Linked DNA regions of Homo sapiens: region 1 is linked to region 2. The links are chromatin contacts, found by Hi-C or POLR2A ChIA-PET in ENCODE. All regions are on one chromosome and are shown on one strand. Each heading gives the region's core, a stretch centred on a gene start or an enhancer-like site at or near the end of the contact. The rest is flanking DNA. Distances are from core to core; before and after follow the strand shown. Region 1 overlaps LOC100130987 (a long non-coding RNA gene). Region 2 overlaps PC (pyruvate carboxylase).

The links. A loop is a pair of places that touch in the nucleus more often than their neighbours do. ChIA-PET counts read pairs that join two places held with the same protein, here RNA polymerase II (POLR2A). Pooled maps may share reads with other maps.
Region 1: a pooled map shows a loop between it and region 2 (3-fold over the local background). The contact joins two enhancer-like sites. A Hi-C loop is called at or near these places in 3 of 50 pooled maps. POLR2A ChIA-PET finds 5 or more read pairs at or near these places in 2 of 52 experiments (H1 and Panc1).

The regions. Positions count from the first base shown.
Region 1 is chr11:67,379,494-67,385,179 of GRCh38, forward strand. All of the region lies in intron 2 of LOC100130987 (a long non-coding RNA gene), which reads left to right. Among named protein-coding and RNA genes, the nearest start is that of CLCF1, 8.7 kb to the left of the region's middle. RefSeq lists enhancers at 1-602, 1,447-1,496. Within about 2 kb of position 1,943, at least 7 of the 41 ENCODE cell types and tissues checked have a DNase peak (open chromatin) inside an H3K27ac peak, as active enhancers do.
Region 2 is chr11:66,887,833-66,893,810 of GRCh38, forward strand. The region is part of intron 3 of PC (pyruvate carboxylase); the gene reads right to left. Among named protein-coding and RNA genes, the nearest start is that of LRFN4, 34 kb to the left of the region's middle. RefSeq lists an enhancer at 4,706-4,775. Within about 2 kb of position 4,484, at least 7 of the 41 ENCODE cell types and tissues checked have a DNase peak (open chromatin) inside an H3K27ac peak, as active enhancers do.

The DNA of each region.
Region 1 (5,686 bases), core at 693-3,192, 490 kb after region 2:
CAGAGAGAAGCTGAGAGGAACGGGGCCTTCTGCCTGTCCCTCTCCTGCCCTAGCTGGGCGCGGCCTCCTCATCTGCCAGGGTGTCTGAGTGACGGGTGTGTGGAGGGCAGGGCAGAAGGGATGCCCCCAGGTGCCCCACTCCTCCCTCGCCCACCAGGAGCTTTCCCCGCCGTTCTCCCAGGATGTTCCATTGCCCTGGCCAGCCCATGCCGCGGGCTCTGTGACTCCGTCTCCCCTGGCAGAGAAGTGGGGTTGCCTCTCCCTGGGCTGGAAGATCTTTATCCTGCCCTGCTGAGTCATGCCGGCTCCTCCCGAGCTCTCCTCCCCTCCTACCCCGCTGTCCTCCCCTCTGTCAGGCTTCTCCCAGCTTTCTCCAGACTGTCTGGGCTCCCGCTCTAGGGGCCCCTGGGGTCAAAGGATGGACACCGCCTTCCCTGGGGCCATCCCAGTGATGGGATGTCCCATCTCACGGGCCTGCCATTCCAGCACCACTGGGAGAGTGCCTGCTCCGCCTCCACCAGCTGTGTGACCCCCACCAAGTCTCTAACCCTCCACACCTCTGTTTTCTCCATGTAAAACTGAATGAGGGACAACTGAGTGAGTATAGGTCAAATTGCTGGCACTTAGAAGCAATCAATGATGTTTTATTTATTTATTTATTTATTTTTGAGACAGAGTCCAGGCTGGAGTGCAGTGGCATAATCATGGCTCACTGCAGCCTCGACTTCCCAGGCTCAAGAGATCCTCCCACCTCAGCCTCCTGAGTAGCTACAGATGGATATCACCATGCCTGTCTAATTTTTTGTATTTCTTTTTTCTTTTTTTTTTTTTTGAGACAGAGTCTTGCTCTGTTGCCCAGGCTGGAGTGCAATGGTGCGATCTCGGCTCACTGCAACCTCCAACTCCCAGGTTCAAGCGATTCTCCTGCCTCACCTTCCTGAATAGCTGGGATTACAGGCGCCTGCTAATTTTTGTATTTTTAATAGAGACAGGGTTTCATCATGCTGGCCAGGCTGGTCTCGAACTTCTGACCTCAGGTGATCTGCCCGCCTTGGCCTCCCAAAGTGCTGCGATTACAGGCATGAGCCACCACTCCCGGCCAATTTTTTTGTATTTCTTTGTAGAAACAGGGTTTTGCCATGTAGCTCAAGCTGGTCTCAAACTCCTGATATCAAACAATCTGCCTGCTTCAGCCTCCCAAAGTGCTGGGATTACAGGCGTGAGCCACCTCGCCCAGCCAATAATGTTAAAGAATCTTGTTACCTACCCCTCATACCGTATCCCTCTGTCTTTGCTAATGGTGTCCTCTCTACCCACAATGCAGCTGCCCCTCGTGAGCTCCCCATGGCTACTCATCTAGACCCTTTGTTCTTCTGCCTTCTTCCTGAAGCCTGTCACTGTCATCCCAGCTCTGCTCCCCACCACAGACTTCACTCTCCAGGGCCCTTGCTGCTCTCCACTTTGTGTTATAAGTGCTCTCTAAGGACCCGTCTCATCTCTCTCCTCTTTTGTCCCCAAGAGATTCTTGTAGGACTTCAGTGGGTTGAAGAGGGCTGGAGGTGGGAAGGGTGGAGTCTCATGGCACAGTCAGCTCTGAAGGCATGAGAGAAACCAACCAGTCTTGACCCAGCCCCGTCCTAGGCTTTCAGGTTGTCTAGAAGACATGGGTGGTTTAGGTCTATGAAGAGCTCAACCACTTTCTTTTTTTTTTTTATTTGAGACAGAGTCTCTCTCTGTCACCCAGGCTGGAGTCCAGTGGCGTGATCTCGGCTCAATGCAACCTCCCCCTCCCGGGTTCAAGCTATTCTCCCGCCTCAGTCTCCCGAGTAGCTGGGAGGCAGGCACCCACCATCATGCCCAGCTAATTTGAGGCTCACCCGCTTTCTAGCACCCACAGCCATCTTTCTGAGGCCCACCTTGTGGTCCTTAACAGAGCACTCTGTACATATTTCCGTTTTAGCCTTTGACTGTTGCAAGATTTCAAAATGAAACAGGAACTTAAGGAGATATACAAAGGGCTATGATGCAGAGAAAGGAGAGGTCAGAAGAGGGAGACGTCGGGAGATTTTGGAGATACGGCAGGGAGAATTTGAGTGGCAAAAAGTGGGGGGCCACACCTGACCTGGAACCAGGACAGGAGCTGGGGAGGAGCTGGCATTCAGACCCATGGAATCCCGTCACCTCCCAAAAGCTTTTGGAAGCCCCTGCTATATATGCCTTGCTGAACAGTGTGGACCTACAGAGAAACACAGCCTGCCTGCCAGGGACTCGGGAGCTGGTGGGACAGTGGGCAAGATAACTTCAATACCAACTAGAGATATGGGCGGCCTGCCAGGAGGCTCAGTGCAGACAAGGGCACCTGGAGCAGGCCTCCTCCAGCCTCCAGCTCAGCAGGGAACTTGAGAAAGATCCCTGGATTCTTTAGCATCAGAAAGCCCAGATCTACCACTTATAAGTGACCTGCCTGGGCAACATAGCAAGATCCCCCCCTACTTCCCCAAAAAATTAGCCAGGCATGGTGGCACACACCTGTAGTCCTACCTACTTGGGAGGCTGAGGTGACAGGATTGCTTGAGCCCAGGAGTTCAAGGCTGTAGTGAGCTATTGAGCCACTGCACTCCAGCCTGGGTGACAGAGTGAGACCCCATCTCCAAAAAAAAAAAAAAAAAAAAAAAAAGTGAGCCTCTTAGCCTCACCAAACCTCCAGGGTTCGGTGAGGCCCAGATGAGATAATAAAGTAAAAGGGCTTTGCAAGCTCCGGAGCTCTAAGGAGACGGGAGAGTCCTCTGATCTCCCCACGGTGTAGGCTATCGCTCCCATTTACTGAGCTCTTCCCAATTCTCTGGCACTGCAGTGAAGCATTTGAATACAGCACGCAATCTCACATAGCCCTCCTGAGGCCGGTGCTGTTGTAGTTGCCATTTTACCATGGGTAAACTGAGGCACAGAGTTATATAACTTTTCCAAGTTACACAGGCAGGCAGCCTGGCTCTGGAGCCACCCGGCTCTTAATTAGTAGCCTCCTCCTCACCCTGCCCCTAGTTCCTAAAAATCTCCTCCCTGCCCCCATCTCCCCAGTAATAAGCCTGTCTCAGCCTGGGAGGATGCCCTCTCTGTCCCCTTCTGTCCCACCCCGCACAACATGAGCACAAAACTGCCCCCACAGAGGCCTGCCCAAGGCGGATCAGCAAGGTCTCTGTTCCCGAAGCTGGGACTGGACACGGTGTCTGTCTCCCTCTGCTGGTCTCTTAGGGGACAGCCCAGCCGGGATGCTTTCCCTGAAGCTGGTGGCACCTTATCTCTCCCCAACAGTGGATGCTGAGTATTGGGGAGGTTGAGGAAAAGGCCAGGGACACAGGTCAGGCTCTAACTTACGGGACTCCACGTTGCCTCTTGGGGTCCATGTTGCCAGAAGCCTGCCTCTAACAGGAGTGCAAAGGGGGGTCTTAGGGAGACCGGGCCACCTCCCTGATGCCTGCCCTGGGGGACGGGCCTCAAACAGCCTCCTTCCCCTTCTAACCCATGAATGGAGCCATCATCCATGGATGTATCTAAATCTTTTGTGAAGCTGTTTCTATTTCCAGCTGAGACGACATCTTGGGATAATGAGTTCCATCAGCGTCCTCCCCTGCTGGGTGAAGCACACTGCCTTTTATTTGTCCTAAACTTACCTCACTTGCGCTCCAAGGGGGCCTGTAATTCCAGTGTGCCAGGTTTTGGTGAACAAGCCTGAACTTCTCCCTTCCCATCCTCACTGTGGGTTTAAAAAAATTCATCCTGGCCGGGCGCGGTGGCTCACGCCTGTAATCCCAGCACTTTGGGAGGCCGAGGTGGGCGGATCACGAGGTCAGGAGATCGAGACCATCCTGGCTAACACGATGAAACCCCCGTCTCTACTAAAAATACAAAAAATTAGCCGGGCATGGTGGCGGGCGCCTGTAGTCCCAGCTACTCGGGAGGCTCAGGCAGGAGAATGGCATGAACCTGGGAGGCGGAGCTGACAGTGAGCCGAGATCGCGCCACTGCACTCCAGCCTGGGCGACAGAGCGAGACTCTGTCTGAAAAAAAAAAATTTCATCCCATCTCCCCTCCACCTCCAGCCCTGCAGACTCAAAAGACCTGGTCCCTCATCTGCGCACAGTGCCTGGCAGTGTGGGCACATCCATTATCTCATGCCAGGCTCCAGCAGCTTGGGAGGAAGGCAAGGGCTCACATTCTCCTCTCAAGGCAGAGGACACAGAGGGCCCAGAATCATGGGGCCAGCACGTGGTGCCGCTGGAGGCAGCAGTAGCAGCAGCCTCTCTCCAGAGCCTCTTCCCCATGGGCTGACTCTTCTGACCTTAACCAAGAGTCTTCTTTTTTTTTTTGAGATGGAATCTTGTCCTGTTGCCCAGGCTGGAGTGCAGTGGAGGGATCTCTGCTCACGGCAGCCTCCATCTTCCAGGTTAAAGTGATTCTCCTGGCTGGGCGCAGTGGCTCACGCCTGTAATCCCAGCACCTTGGGAGGCTGAGGCGGGTGGATCATGAGGTCAGGAGATCGAGACCATCCTGGCTAACACAGTGAAACCCCATCTCTACTAAAAATACAAAAAGTTTGCCGGGCGTGGTGGTGGGCGCCTGTAGTCACAGCTACTTGGGAGGCTGAGGCAGGAGAATGGCGTGAACCCGGGAGGTGGAGCTGACAGTGAGCCGAGATCGCGCCACTGCCCTCCAGCCTGGGTGACAGAGCGAGACTCTGTCTCAAAAAAAAAAAAAAAAGTGATTCTCCTGCCTCAGCCTCCTGAGTAGCTGGAATTACAGGTGTGTGCCACCACGCCCGGCTAATTTTTGTATTTTTTTTTAGTAGAGAAGGGGTTTCACCATGTTGGCCAGGCTGGTCTTCAACTCCTGACCTCAAGCAATCTGCCTACCTTGGCCTCTCAAAGTGTTGGGATTACAGGTGTGAGCCACCGTGCCTGGCCAAGAGTCTTCTGAATATTTGCCAGTTTCTGGACAGCAGGCCTTTTCTCTGTAATGTTTCCTTGCGAGACTTTCCTCCTGGGATCCTTGTGTAGATTCACCCTAGCTTTGTCCAAGCTGATGGTTTGTTTTGTCTCCAGTCCCGGCCCAAGGATACTGTAAGGATGACTCGAGCTGGAGGGGCAGGACGCAGCAATCATAGTCGCAGCAGTGCTAACAGCAGATTCTAAGAGCTGCGTAAATATTAAGTTACTCCTCACAACAGCCCTTTGAGGTGGAAACAGGCTTGGAGAACATAAGCAACTTGTCCATTTTTGCACAACTTGTTAAGTGATGGAGACTGCGGCTAGGCTGGATTCAGACCTACACGGGCTGGCATCCACAACTGCATTCTCAACCTCAACAGACAATCGTGGGTTCAAGTCCCGAAACCTCTCTGAATTCCGTACTCTTCAGTCATTCAGCACAGACTTATTACACCACTGCTGTGTGCCAAACATCATTCTGATTTCTGGGAGAAATGCCAGGGAACAAGAAAGGCAGGGGCAGAGCTTGGCTGGGGGGCTGGCAGCACTTGGAATGCCACAAACTCATTACAAGCAGGGCAGGTACCCTGCCAGCTCAGAGCTGCCTTGCCTGCCTGGTTACCCCACAGTAACCATACAAATGCCAGTCCCTGTGTGTGCATGATGAGAAGAAAACAAGCCAGAGTAAACTCCTGAACCCT
Region 2 (5,978 bases), core at 3,234-5,733:
GAGGTCAAAAATCCAACATCACTTTCACAGGCCGAAACCAAGTGAGGGCAGGGCTGCGCCCCTCCGAGGGCCTGCAACGAATCCCTCCCGAGTCTTTTCCAGCCTCTATGGCTGCCGGGCTCCTTTGCTCGTGGCCACATCACTCCCACCTCTGGCTCTGTCTCCACATCGCCTTCTCCTCAGCATAGGTCTCTGTCCTCTAAGGACACTTGTGATGGCATTCGGGGCCCACCTGGATGATCCGGGATCACCTTTCCAGGTCAGAATCCTTCATCACATCTGAAAAAGCCCTTCTTCCTTCTAAGGTAACAACTAGGATTAGGACCTGGGTACCTTTGGAGGCCATCTCCAGCCTACCACACTTCTGAAGACCAAGGGTCACACACAACTGTCTTCAGCAGTGACATGGAGTCAGAAGCTTCTGGAGTAATGTCCTCCAATTTTGGAGGGAAAACGCTTCCCAAGCTGGAGTCCTCTATCCAGTTAGACTACTAATCCAGTGGGGGTAAAATACCAATCTTTTGAGACACGCCAGGCCTTGGGAGGTGTGCCACCTGTGAGCCTGTCTGCCCAAGAAGCCCAGGGATGGGCACGAACAAAACAAAGGACTAAATAAACCAAGAATAAGGAAGACAAGGGATCCAGGCACCTGGGCAGCCAGCACAGAGGAGGCAAAGGGAACTCCCACGGCGATGGGGAGGGAGGCCCAGGTCGCTCGCTGTCCACAGGCCTGGAGACCCGCCAGGCACCTGGACAGCAGCTCCTGGGGATGTGGCCTTAAATAAACAAACAAAAAGGCAGATTACCTGGTGTCTCCGAAAGAATGAAGAGGAGATGGCAACGCACAACTTGTCTGGGGATGAACATCAACTCCAGGAAAATGAAAAGTTAATGCCACCATAGTAGACACTCTGTATTTTCAGATGTGAATATTAACTTAATGTTAACAATGTAAAATCTTGGCTGGGTGCAGTGGCTCACACCTGTAATCCCAGCACTCTGGGAGGCCCAGGCGGGCAAATCACAAGGTCAGGAGTTCGAGACCACCCTGACCAACATGGTGAAACCCCGTCTCTACTAAAAATACAAAAATTAGCCGGGCGTGGTGGTGCATGCCTGTAATCCCAGCTACTCAGGACGCTGAGGCAGGAGAATCGCTTGAACCCAGGAGGCGGAGGTTGCTGTGAGCCGAGATCGCGACACCGCACCCCAGCCTGGGTGACAGAGTGAGACTCCATCTCAAAAAACAAAACAAAACAAAAATGTAAATTCTGAAAATGTACTTAAAAGTGTTTCTATATAACCATGCAGGGTGAAGGGAGGGAAAGTGGGTACATGTGTGGGGCAGGGTTTGAGATGGGGAGGGCAGTAAAAGTGAGCTCAATCTTCCATCAAAGGAGACCACTAAACAGAGCAATGCCGTGGGGAACAGGAGTTGCAGGGCAGCCTCTGGGAGGCACTCATGGGGAGGGCAGTGGGACAGGGGTGGCGGGGGCAAATGAGCCTCAGGGTACAATCTGACTTTCAGAAGTGTCCACATGTATTATTATTATTATTTGAGAGCGTCTCACTCTGTCACCCAGGCTGGAGTGTAGTGGCATGATCTCGGCTCACTGCAATCTCCGCCTCCCAGGTTCAGGCAATTCTCCCACCTCAGCCTCCCGAGTAGCTGGGATTACAGGCACCCGCCACCACGCCCAGCTAATATTTTTGTATTTTTAGTAGAGATGGGGGTTTCACTATGTTGGCCAGGCTGGTCTCCAACTCCTGACCTCAAGTGATCCGCCTGCCTTGGCCTCCCAAAGTGCTAGGATTACAAGCATGAGCTAATGTGCCCAGTCTCACATGTATTATTTTGATAAAATAAAAGTTAAACTTACCAAAAGGGAAAAAAAACCACACTCTGCAAACAGGTGCAGTTCCTTTGTGATTCTTCCTAATACCATTCCGGGTCCTTTTCTCCTTTTCTCCCAGGGGGCCCACAATGCAGAGTTACTACTTCCCCTTTGTTGATTTCACCTGGATATTTGTGTGCCCATAACCATATGTTCTAATTTTTTTCATAAATGATATAATCATTTTAACTTGTTTTACCCAATATATATTTGAAATCTCTCCATGTTAATACAGTAGACCTACTTCACGAATGACTGCACAATGTTCTATTAGACATATCGCAATCTGTACATGCCGAATGAGGGACTGCTATTGCCTGAATGTTTGTGTCCACACCAAATTCCTATGCTGAAACCCTAACCAATGTGGCAGTGTCAGAAGGTGGGGCCTCGGGGAGAAGATTAGCGGCTGGTAGCAGAGCCTTCCTGAATGGGATTAGAAGCCTCACAGAAGAGATCAGACAACTCTGTTTCCCCTTTGTCCGTGAGAACACAGTGATCTATGAACCGGGCAGTGGGCCCTCACCAGACGCTGAATCTGCTGACACTTGATCTTGCACTTTCTGGTCTTTAGGACTGTGAGAAATGCATTTCTGCTGTTTAATGAACCTATGGTATTGTGTTATAGCAGCCCAGACTAAGGCAGTGACAAATAGATTGTTTCCCATTTTTTTTTTTTTTTTTGAGATGGAGTTTCACTCTTGTTGCCTGGGCTGGAGTGACAGAGCGAGACTCCATCTCAAAAAATAAATAAATAAATAAGGCAGTTTCATCTTTTTTTTTTTTTTTTTGAGATGGAGTCTCACTCTATCACCCAGGCTGGAGTGCAATGGCGTGATCTTGGCTCAGTGCAACCTCTGCCTCCCAGGTTCAAGCGATTCTCCTGCCTCAGCCTCCCGAGTAGCTGGGACTACAGGCATGTGCCACCATGCCCGGCTAATTTTGTATTTTTAGGAGAGATGGGTTTTCTCCATGTTGGTCAGGCTGATCTCGAACTCCACTCCCAACCTCAGGCGATCCACCCACCTCAGCCTCCCAAAGCGCTGGGATTACAGGCATGAGCCACCTCCCCCGCCGCGGTTGTTTCCAATTTTTAGCAATTAAGAACTGTGTTGTATAGGCTGACAAAATGATCATTGTTGAAGCTGGGCGACAGGTACATAGAGTTCATTATACTATTTGCTCTATTTTTGTGTCTATATAAAAGTAGTCGATTAAAAGTGTTAAAAAATGAATAACTTTGACCCCATATAGAAAATGTGCAAAAATTTCTCTAGGACATATACCTAGAATTGGAATTGCTGCGTCAGACAATAGGCATGGGGTTTTTTTTTGTTTTTGTTTTTGTTTTCAGAGTCTCGCTCTGTCGCCCAAGCTTGAGTGCAGTGGCGCGATCTCGGCTCACTGCAACTTCCGCCTCCCAGGTTCAAGTGATTCTCCTGGCTCAGCCTCCTGAGTAGCTGGGATTACAGATGTGCGCCAACATGCCCAACTAATTTTTTTTGTATTTTTAGTAGAGACAGGGTTTCACCATGTTGGCCAGGCTGGTCTTTACCTCCTGACCTCAGGTGATCTGCCCACCTTGGCCTCCCAAAGTGCTGGGATTACAGGCATGAGCCACTGTGCCCACCTAATAGGCAAGTTTTTTTGTTTTTTGTTTGTTTTGTTTTGTTTTGTTTTTTTGAGACAGAGTTTTGCTCTTGTTGCCCAGGCTGGAGTACAATGGCGCGATCTCAGCTCACCACAACCTCCGCCTCCCGGGTTCGAGCGATTCTCCAGCCTCAGCCTCCCGAGTAGCTGGGATTACAGGAATGCACCACCATGCCCGACTAATTTTGTATTTTTAGTAGAGACGGGTTTCACCACGTTGGTCAGGCTGGTCGTGAACTCCTGACCTCAGGTGATCCACCCACCTCAGCCTCCCAAAGTGCTGGGATTACAGGCGTGAGCCACCGCACCCAGCCAATAGGCAAGTTTTTAATATCAATATTGCCAAATAAGTCTCAAGGTAGTTATCCTAATAATTTACACAGCCACTAGAAATACAACAGAATGTCTATCTCCCCACATCTTTACCAACTGTTATATTGTTAGACTTTGATTTCTGTCAACCTTGTAGTATAAAATGGTATCATTTTAATTTTCAGTCCCCTGATTATTACTGAAGTTGGCTATTTTCTTATGATTGTGGATATATTTTTAGGTTTTTCCTTTTGTGAACTGCCTGTTCACATCATTTGCCCACTTTTCTGCTGGGCTGGTTGTCTTTTTCTTACTGAGCTGTAATAAATCTTTATGTATTCTAGGCATGAATCCATTCTCTGTTATACCCATGGCAGACGCTTGGGAGGATGTTTAGCAAGTTATAGGAAGAGGAAGGGGAAGGAGTTGAGAGGGAATGACAAGTTGAAGAAGGAAGGATGAGAATAAAAGGTGGGGCGAGTCCGGGAACAAGGCTGCGAGGCTCGGGTGAAAGACTGGCCTTGAACTAGATGAAGAACACTTCCCCTGAGACCAGAGTGCCTAAGAGTTCTGGGACAGTCTCAGTTGTAAAACAGCCAGTGCTTGGCCACAGGTGTCACCCAATACACTGACTCAGCCAGGGCCTGGGATGACTAAGAGCTTTTTCAATGTGACTCATCAAGGCTGACAAGCACAGGCATCACGTTCCAGAACGCACAACCAAAAGGGCAAAGCAACAGTCCAGGCAGGTCAGCCTGTAGAGACAAGACTTCCTACTGACATCCAAGCTACTCGTTTGCCACAGCTGCTCCAAGGATGGCAATAATGAGTGCGAGCTGCATCAGAGATGAGAGATTGAACTTTAAGAAAAATGTCGCCGGGCGCGGTGGCTCACGCCTGTAGTCCCAGCACTTTGGGAGGCCAAGGTGGGTGGATCATGAGGTCAGGAGTTCAAGACCAGCCTGGCCAAGATGGTGAAACCCCGTCTCTACTAAAAATACAAAAAAATTAGCCAGGCACGGTGGCGGGCGCCTATAATCCCAGCTTCCCAGCTACTCGGGAGGCTGAGGCAGGAGAATCGCTTGAACCCAGGACGTGGAGGTTGCAGTGAGCCAAGATGGCGCCACTGCATTCTAGCCTGGGTGACAGAGCAAGACTCCATCTCAAAAAAAAAAAAATTGTTGGCTTTTAGTATTAACTGTGAGTGTTTGGTATTCATGTTGGATCTGCTGCTGATGATGTGGGGGTGGGTGGAGGGGAGGCAGAGAAGGAAGAATTAGAAGGCCACAGAAGCCCAGGTTGAAGGGCTGGGGCTGCTGCAGTGGAAATATCTTTTAAGATGCTACTTGGCAAGCATGATTCAACCCTGACAGACCCTTAGAACAAGTCAGACGACCTGAAAGATGAGATTCTGCTGTCCAGCTGCACCGTGTCAGTGAGGACCCCCACTGTGACCCCAGGGCACGACTCACTCCCACGGGCTTGCCTGACTCCAGCTCTGTGCTATGACATCACGTTGGTAGCCTGACACGGGCCACAGTGGGCATATTTATGCCACAGAAATTGGCAAACACTATAATCAAGGCCCTTTCCTCACTTCCCTAAGAGCCACTCCTGACAGAGCAGTGGGTGGCATGCAAATCCCAGAAGGGCCCAGAGACGGGGAGTGAGGGGAGCAGCGTAGACAGAGTCGCTTCTCCACTCTCCCTTTTGCCTACAGAACCCAAATAAAGAAGGCTCTTTTCTTTTTTACAGACCTGGTGTCCAAGTACTTAATTTGATCAAAACATGAGGATGAGCTAAGGAAGACAGCAGACAGGCACTCTATCAATGTCTTAAGGTAGTTCCAATGACATTCTGCAACATGAATTAATCTTTGAGGATATCAACATAAAAATTCTTTTGAGAATCTCATTTAACAACTGGAAAATTATTCTTTTGTCTTCTAAGGGACTGATTTCTTTACCCCTGCTCTCAACACCTTCTTTCTCTCTCTCCATCAACACAGGCACTTGGAGGTTGAAGCGTGGGGGTGTAAAATCACGCTTTTTGGTGGACATGGCAAATGCCTATTCTATAGCAGAACTTAGCCCCCGCCCCCTACCCCCTCACTCCCCCTCC